2 separate regions of the Mus musculus genome follow, and region 1 is linked to region 2. The links are chromatin contacts, found by POLR2A ChIA-PET in ENCODE. All regions are on one chromosome and are shown on one strand. Each heading gives the region's core, a stretch centred on a gene start or an enhancer-like site at or near the end of the contact. The rest is flanking DNA. Distances are from core to core; before and after follow the strand shown. Region 1 holds the start of Eef1a1 (eukaryotic translation elongation factor 1 alpha 1). Region 2 holds the start of C920006O11Rik (RIKEN cDNA C920006O11 gene).

What was found. ChIA-PET counts read pairs that join two places held with the same protein, here RNA polymerase II (POLR2A).
Region 1: POLR2A ChIA-PET joins it to region 2 with 14 read pairs in Patski. The contact joins the promoter of Eef1a1 here to the promoter of C920006O11Rik in region 2. POLR2A ChIA-PET finds 5 or more read pairs at or near these places in 3 of 5 experiments (Patski and embryonic stem cell).

What each region holds. Positions count from the first base shown.
Region 1 is chr9:78,479,861-78,484,337 of GRCm38, reverse strand. It overlaps Eef1a1 (eukaryotic translation elongation factor 1 alpha 1), which reads left to right and starts at 2,614. Exons shown (of 8, transcript NM_010106.2): 1 at 2,614-2,699; 2 at 3,650-3,827; 3 at 3,918-4,097; 4 at 4,190-4,477. The coding sequence starts at 3,684.
Region 2 is chr9:78,173,073-78,177,663 of GRCm38, reverse strand. C920006O11Rik (RIKEN cDNA C920006O11 gene) reads right to left here and starts at 1,750. Exons shown (of 4, transcript NR_040401.1): 1 at 1,629-1,750; 2 at 922-1,093; 3 at 571-665. Rn7sk (RNA, 7SK, nuclear) reads left to right here and starts at 2,031; the gene lies at 2,031-2,362.

The sequences.
Region 1 (4,477 bases), core at 1,365-3,864, 310 kb before region 2:
GGGAAACAAGCTGCAAAGAGGAGTCTCTAGCCAGTGTCTCCAAGGAAATAAATGAGAGAGAGAGCAGAGAGTGGGTTCTGTTGCTGCCGATGGGTTTTCGAGTATTTCTTACAATTTCTCCTGTTACAAATAGGCAGTAGGGTATCAAGATAATTCTATCCTGTATGCATATGACTGGCTAGGGACCCCAGAAAAATTCTGTGTGGAAAAAAAGAATTTGTGAAATGAGAGAGGCTAATGTGGACATTACAGAAAAGGCTTTTGTGTGCCTAGCACGCATAGAATAGATCCTGTGTGTGATCCTTTAACAACCTCATTGACCAGAAAAAGAAAAGGCTTCTGTGGATAGCAAATGATTAGTTATATGTATATACTTGGAGGGAAACGTTGTCCTGGATTCTTTGATTACAATTACCAGTGTTAGATGAAAATGAAGCTAGAAGCCACCTGATGAGTGAGAAAATCTGCCTTTAGGAAGTTATAAGGATCTGTAAACTAAGAATTAGGAAGGCTATTACAGGGTCTTTGTTTCTCACTTAGGCAAGAAAAGAAGCCTGGGGTGGGGGTGGGAGGGCTGTGGGGAGGATGCGGGGTGGGGGGGCACACCTGAGATCCCAGTACTTGAGAAGTGGAGCTAGGAAGATTAGAAATTGAAGGCCAGCAGGGCATGGTGGTGCATACCTTTAATCCCAGCACTCGGGAGGCAGAGGCAGGCGGATTTCTGAGTTCGAGGCCAGCCTGGTCTACAAAGTGAGCTCTAGGACAGCCAGGGCTACACAGAGAAACCCTGTCTCGAAAAACCAAAAAAAAAAAAAAAAAATTGAAGGCCAGCCTCAGCAACATGAGTTTGAGGCCAGCCTGAGCTACATCAAGTTCTGTTTCAAACAAAAACAAAAGTAGGACATGAAATGGCTCTCTGGGTACAGGCGTTTGCTGCAAAGCCTGACTGAGTTAGATCCCATAGGTCCACGTAGTTGAGGGGCAAACCTGCCCCACGAAAGGTGGCCTCTGGCCTCTGGCCTCCGCACAGGGTGATGTGGCACACGCATTCACACACACTAAATAAATACCACTTTTAAAAAAAAGTTAAAAAACAACAGTTTGGGATGTGAAAAATAGTTGAAAACTAGAACTAGACAAGAAATGAGAAGCATCATGTAAATTTGCTTTGAACTGGTTCCAAATTGTTTTATATTTAAGTTTTTCCCTTGACTGTGGAACTCTTCCCCAGAAACAAATAGTTCCTTTGCAAATCCTGTGTGTTTTTGTGAACACTAGACAGAGGCCCTCAAATGCTCCTAGTAAGGTTGGTGCAAGAACATCAAATGTTTGTAACTGGGAAGTGATGTTGTACACCTGGGAGAGGAGATCCAATGATGGATAATCAGATAGGATATCTTTGAGCTAGGAACTGTAACTTGGTGATAGACACCCTAGGGTTCCATCTCCAGCACCCCATATCCCATTACAAAATAATTCTTTTTCCATCTCTAGCATTAAAAAACAAAACAAAGAAGTTCTTCTTTCCTCTGAGAAACACTTCTGTGTGCCTGCTCTGAGAGGCATTTAAAAATGGCCAGGGCTTTAATCCCAGCAGGTCCAGGTCGGATTCCTGTGAATTTGAAGTCAGCCTGGTCTACTACCTATTCCAGGGCAGCCAGGGCTAAAAAAGAGAGACCTTGTCTCAATAACAAAACAATGCTGGTATGATCGCTAGAATTGCAGCAAAGAAAGGGATGTAACTAACAAGGCAAGCCATTTTTGAGAAGCAGTGATTTCACAAGTGTTAGGGATGGGCGCTGGGAGATTGCTGATGCTGGTATTTAGATGAGACCATGTGGGGTGGATTAGATTATTTTCAGGTTTCTCATGTTCAATCAAATGGCTGTACATACACATGTACACATACAATCTTTTTAGTGTAACAAACCTAGAATCAAAGTAAAGCTAACTGTAGGATTGAAGCATATTCTGAACTGAACCCTTAGGGGTGTGAAGGCCGCTTCAGGTTTCCAGAGAATCAACCGGCATTGGATGGAATAAACCAAGGGGCCAGCCCAGGGGCAGATCGGTCGAGCTCTCCGCTACTGAGCTAAGCCCTTGGGTTCTAGAGCCGGGAAGGGTCCCCAACATTGTGTTCCTCTCCCAGCCAGGAGAGCATGGGCTGCGGGAGGCGAACAGAAGGATAGCGGGGCTGACGTCGGGAGGTGGCCTCCGTGGGAAGGGACACCCGGATCTTGACACAGCCTTGGCAGCGGAGTAAGGAAGAGTAGGGATAGATTCTGGCCGCCCTCTTGGCCAGCTTCTCGCCGCCCCACCCTCCGCTAGGGCCAAGAGTAATTCATACAAAAGGAGGGATCGCCTTCGCCTGGGGAAGTCCCAGGGACCGTCGCTAAATTCTCATAACCCATAATCCCGGTACCCGCCCCACCACAGTGCGAGGAGCATGCGCTCAGGGCTGAGCGCGGGGAGAGCAGAGCACACAAGCTCATAGACCCTGGTCGTGGGGGGAGGGGCGCACTGAGCGGGGGGGGGGGGGGTGATGGGGGGGAGGACCGGGGAGCTGGCGCGGGGCAAACTGGGAAAGCGGTGTCGTGTGCTGGCTCCGCCCTCTTCCCGAGGGTGGGGGAGAACGGTATATAAGTGCGGCAGTCGCCTTGGACGTTCTTTTTCGCAACGGGTTTGCCGTCAGAACGCAGGTGAGGGGCGGGTGTGGCTTCCGCGGGCCGCCGAGCTGGAGGTCCTGCTCCGAGCGGGCCGGGCCCCGCTGTCGTCGGCGGGGATTAGCTGCGAGCATTCCCGCTTCGAGTTGCGGGCGGCGCGGGAGGCAGAGTGCGAGGCCTAGCGGCAACCCCGTAGCCTCGCCTCGTGTCCGGCTTGAGGCCTAGCGTGGTGTCCGCGCCGCCGCCGCGTGCTACTCCGGCCGCACTCTGGTCTTTTTTTTTTTGTTGTTGTTGTTGCCCTGCTGCCTTCGATTGCCGTTCAGCAATAGGGGCTAACAAAGGGAGGGTGCGGGGCTTGCTCGCCCGGAGCCCGGAGAGGTCATGGTTGGGGAGGAATGGAGGGACAGGAGTGGCGGCTGGGGCCCGCCCGCCTTCGGAGCACATGTCCGACGCCACCTGGATGGGGCGAGGCCTGGGGTTTTTCCCGAAGCAACCAGGCTGGGGTTAGCGTGCCGAGGCCATGTGGCCCCAGCACCCGGCACGATCTGGCTTGGCGGCGCCGCGTTGCCCTGCCTCCCTAACTAGGGTGAGGCCATCCCGTCCGGCACCAGTTGCGTGCGTGGAAAGATGGCCGCTCCCGGGCCCTGTTGCAAGGAGCTCAAAATGGAGGACGCGGCAGCCCGGTGGAGCGGGCGGGTGAGTCACCCACACAAAGGAAGAGGGCCTGGTCCCTCACCGGCTGCTGCTTCCTGTGACCCCGTGGTCCTATCGGCCGCAATAGTCACCTCGGGCTTTTGAGCACGGCTAGTCGCGGCGGGGGGAGGGGATGTAATGGCGTTGGAGTTTGTTCACATTTGGTGGGTGGAGACTAGTCAGGCCAGCCTGGCGCTGGAAGTCATTTTTGGAATTTGTCCCCTTGAGTTTTGAGCGGAGCTAATTCTCGGGCTTCTTAGCGGTTCAAAGGTATCTTTTAAACCCTTTTTTAGGTGTTGTGAAAACCACCGCTAATTCAAAGCAAAAATGGGAAAGGAAAAGACTCACATCAACATCGTCGTAATCGGACACGTAGATTCCGGCAAGTCCACCACAACCGGCCACCTGATCTACAAATGTGGTGGAATCGACAAGCGAACCATCGAAAAGTTTGAGAAGGAGGCTGCTGAGGCAAGTATAAGGCAAAAGGAGGGATGGGAATTCTTTAAGCAGGGAGTAGAACCTAGGTCTTGGGTGTACTAATTAGAAGTCACTTTGCAGATGGGAAAGGGCTCCTTCAAGTACGCCTGGGTCTTAGACAAACTGAAAGCTGAGCGTGAGCGTGGTATCACTATTGACATCTCCCTGTGGAAATTCGAGACCAGCAAATACTATGTGACCATCATTGATGCCCCAGGACACAGAGACTTCATCAAAAACATGATTACAGGCACATCCCAGGTGTGTAAAATTTACCCATTCCTGACTCAGGATATTTTTTAGTGGGGTGCTTTCTCTGAGATAATGGTATATGATTGTCTTGTTTCTTACAGGCTGACTGTGCTGTCCTGATTGTTGCTGCTGGTGTTGGTGAATTTGAAGCTGGTATCTCCAAGAACGGGCAGACCCGCGAGCATGCTCTTCTGGCTTACACCCTGGGTGTGAAACAGCTGATTGTTGGTGTCAACAAAATGGATTCCACCGAGCCACCATACAGTCAGAAGAGATACGAGGAAATCGTTAAGGAAGTCAGCACCTACATTAAGAAAATTGGCTACAACCCTGACACAGTAGCATTTGTGCCAATTTCTGGTTGGAATGGTGACAACATGCTGGAGCCA
Region 2 (4,591 bases), core at 501-3,000:
ACTAGACTCAAGAGCCAAGGACAAGGTGGGGGAGGCGGGAATTATTCCCAGAGAATCCTCATTGATGGTCTCAATAATTACGTCAAGGGGTTGAAACAAGGAAAAGGCTGAGAAACCATCCTAGCCTTGGGGAAACTGAGGAAACATGACTAGATACACTGTGGGATACTGGATTGGTAAGAGGACTTTAGTAGAAACACTGAAATCATAATTAAGTCTGCTGCCCATTTACTTGCACACCAGTAACACTTTTCTTCTCAGTTTATCATGGTTATGTAAGGCGTTAGCACCCGGGAGGACTGAGGGCTCTGAGGTTCAACTTTACAACATTTTTATAAATCTCAAGTTATTCATAGTGTAAAGTCTACAGACCTTGTTTAGAGCAGCACCGAGACACATTAGTAAAAACTCCGCATGAGACAGACTGCTTTGAGGATAAAGCCTTGCAGATTTTTTGGTGGGTGTGATAACCTTTACCCGTTGGAAATAAATACCAAATCGTGGCACTCCCATATGAAACTATGTTAGGAGGAAAGACTCCCACAAACCAAGAGGAGGCAGGAGACATACCAAGCACACCCTAAAGCTGCACACATCCGGGTAAGGGCTGCACACAGAGTTATGCAATGTTTTGTTTGCTTGTATCTGAAAATCTCCACAGGAAGCTGAAGAATAGAACAAAAGCAAAACTTGCACTCGCAGGCCAGGAAACAAGGCTTCCAACCGTGCAACGCAGGTACAGAAAATTCACCTAGAGGGTGTATAATCAATAAAACTGACAAAATTTACATTACTTCCCTTTGTCCTTATTACCTGTTATCCCTCGTAGAAACCAAGGGTAACTTAAAAGGGGTAATGAATCCCGTTAATTACATCTTAGTTCAAAGAAAAGTCCCTAACAGGAAGGATCTTATGGCTGACCCGGACCAGTAGTGATGCGAAGAGAAGGCGTATTGTCTGGCTAATTTGTGAAAATACGGTGGGCTGGGTACAGCTCCAGCGGCAGCTAATGCCCGTCTCACGAACTCCATGCGACCTCTACTGTTAGGACAGTGGAGCTTGTGCCTCGACGTCACGATGGCTTTCGGCCTTTCTGGAAAACAAACGAACCAAACTAAACCAAAAACCAAACAACAAACCGAACAAACAAAAAACCCGAACGCAGTACAGAGCGGTAAAGCAAAGTCCTATCTTCATCCCAATTTTCTGGACATAACTGAATGTTCAGGATTTGGGAGGAGTGTTTTATTATTGTTGTTGCGTTTTCCCTCGCGCATTAAAAAGATGCCACCATTTTAACACGTGAAAGAAAGGACAGAACCCTTAGCCTTGGTTTTCAGTGTGTCACTTTCACATTCCGATTCAGGGAAGCTGGGGGGCATTCGTTGTAAAGGTATTAGCCTAGCAGTGCACATTATAAAGTTCTTGGACTTTGAGAAACTCAGGATTTTCCAAATTTAGCTACAAAGGGCACGGGAAGCCAACGGAGGGCCGGGTGCATCACACTGTTCTAGGAATTAGCTTTTTACTCGCTTCGGTGTGTCACTTCGGCCACAGAGGGAGACAGACGATTACGGCCCACGGAAGGCCGCGTGAGTCTCGTGAAGCTGGAGATGCGCTGGGTCTACCTTTCGCCGTCCGCTCCGCCTTGGCAGAGGCGCCGACACGCACCGAAGGCAGAGAACCCATCTCGTATGGGACCGCACCGGACACGGGCGCCTGGGCCAGGAGCAGAGCCGGGCCGTAGAATAGACATGGCCGTCGGGGGCGGGGCTTCGGAAGGTTTAACCAATCCAAACTGTTGTATTTTGCATAGCCCCAAAGCATTTTGGTTAACAGTAAAAACATCCTAAATTTAAGTATTTTAATTTAAACTTAGAACGAAGCGAGTATAAAAAGGATTATTTAACCCTAAAACGGATTCAGGATTTGTTATAATATCAAGTACAGTCGGCTACATAAGGTCACCACATGTGTAAAGTTACAAAATTCTATGGCCTTATATACCTACCAAGAGCCTGCTTACTCTCGGATGTGAGGGCGATCTGGCTGCGACATCTGTCACCCCATTGATCGCCAGGGTTGATTCGGCTGATCTGGCTGGCTAGGCGGGTGTCCCCTTCCTCCCTCACCGCTCCATGTGCGTCCCTCCCGAAGCTGCGCGCTCGGTCGAAGAGGACGACCTTCCCCGAATAGAGGAGGACCGGTCTTCGGTCAAGGGTATACGAGTAGCTGCGCTCCCCTGCTAGAACCTCCAAACAAGCTCTCAAGGTCCATTGTAGGAGAACGTAGGGTAGTCAAGCTTCCAAGACTCCAGACACATCCAAATGAGGCGCTGCATGTGGCAGTCTGCCTTTCTTTTGTAGTTCCTGCAATTTAATTTTCGTTTAAAACTTTATTTTATTCTTTAACTTAAAAAAAATATATATTTTTATTTTTTTAATTGGGTATTTATTTCATTTACATTTCCAATGCTATCCTATCCCAAAAGTCCCCCACACGCTTTCCCACCCACTCCCACTTCTTGGCCCTGTCATTCCCCTGTACTGAGGCATATAAAGTTTGCACGACCAAAGGGCCTCTCTTTCCACTGATGGCCGACTATGCAGCTAGAGACAGGAAAAAAATTTTTTTTTAATTAAAAATTTTTTAAATCTTTAAAAATTCTGTTATGTTAATAGATGTAAATAGAGATGTAAATATGTTTAAAAGGTGTGTGTGTGAGAGAGAGAGAGAGAATATGAGTTCAGGTGAAGGTTCCAAGCAGTCGTAACAAAGATTCTGTCTGGGAACAGTTCTACCCCACCTCTCTCTTTCTTCCTTCCTTCCTTCCTTCCTTCCTTCCTTCCTTCCTTCCTTCTTCCTTCCTCTCTCTCTCTCTCTCTCTCTCTCTTGTTTTAAACATTTATTTAGTTACTTGTTTGTTTGTTTCAGGTTTCCTCTGTGTGGCCCTAGCTGTTCAGGGACTTTCTCTGTAGACCAGGGTAGCATTGAATTTAGAGATCTGCCTGCCTCCCAAACTCTGGAAATAAGAGCATGAGCCTATTTACCAGTCCCTGCTTAAATTTATTTATTTAAAAAAATGTTATTAGGACAAATGCTATTACACTCGAAAAGGCAAACACCCAGGACAGGTAGGCTGTAACTTTAAGCTGCTGAAGGAGGAAAATGGAGAAGGTAATGAGCAAAGTCATCCCATTTAGTCTAGCACGGATAAGTGGCTTCATGGTGGGAGAGGGAACTTTAGAGAAAGAGTAAGAAGACCCAAAATGCTGGGGAAGCCCAAGCATTATGGAAGCATGCTTAGATTAGAAAAGAGAGAAGAAATCACACTTTTCTGTATAATTTAGAAAAGCAGGCAGATTGGTGACCCTGTAGACTGACATTCTGAAAATGAAAAGACAATGTCTCATTGTAAGGCTAATTGTTCTGCCTCATTAGCATGAATTACAGTAAACTCCCTAGAGTGGTTCTTTCACTGAGTGATTGACTTGGCCCAACTAGCTCATCAGGTTCTATTCTCTTGACCAGAAGGAATTTTATCTTAATACACGTTTATTACTACACACTAATATCCATCCCCCTCAAAAGGTAACCCTAACTAAAAATCAGGGATTAGCACCCTCATTAACACTTCTGGCAAGGACAAGGCTGTCAAGAGGCCCCGATATCATTTTTAGTTTTTAGTTTTTATTGCATTTTAACATTTTTATTTATATATGCACCACATGTGTATCTGATGCCGGAGGAGCTGAGAAGAGTGTGTTGGATCTCCTGAAACTGGGAGTTCCTGATGGTTGTGAACCACCAAAGGGTTGCCAAGAACACAGAACTCTGGTCCTCTCTAAGTGTAACAAGTGCTCTAAACCACTCAGCTGTCTCCCCAGTCTTTCATTTCTGGCTCTTAGCCAAGAAAAAAAAATGGTTATTTTTCTTGGGGTCTTATTACCCTAAGCTGCCTAGTTAGTTTCTACCTCTTGTTCTTGTCAGGGGCGACCTTAAATGCCATCAGGAATTGGGGTGATGAGTGACCTTGTTTCTCCCAAGTGATTGGGAACACTGGGTGTGACAGTGGGGTACCCCTAAAGTACATCAGTGTTTTTTGCTTGTATAATTCTGAAGTATAGGGAAGAATGGGTGTCAGGAAAAAGACATGGGGGAGAAGTAAGTAAGAGTGTGTTGTCTGCATTATGAGTTCTAGAAAAGGCATCAGGAGAAGTCAGAACAGAGGATGTTTTTAAAATGTCCAAGTCAAAATCCACTGGAACTCAGGATGTTTTTTGGCCCTGGGTTGGCTCTTGGAATGACCAGAATCAAGGTGAGGTCCCTTCCAGATAGCTTCTGGGGAGGGAGAGAGGAGGGGAGGGAGGGAGGGAGAGAAGGAAGTTACCCATCACTTAATTTCTACGTTAAACAATCAATCTGTCTATCTCTTGGCTGCAGGTAGGGGCTGCAAGTAGTGAACTGAGCTCAAGTCATAACATCCATATCTGGGTAGCATTTTTTTTCTTAGCAAGAAAAACGTCCTTAGTGAGAAATAATTGTATAAATAACATCTCATATAGGCTTAAGCCTGAGGTCTGGGGAGTGC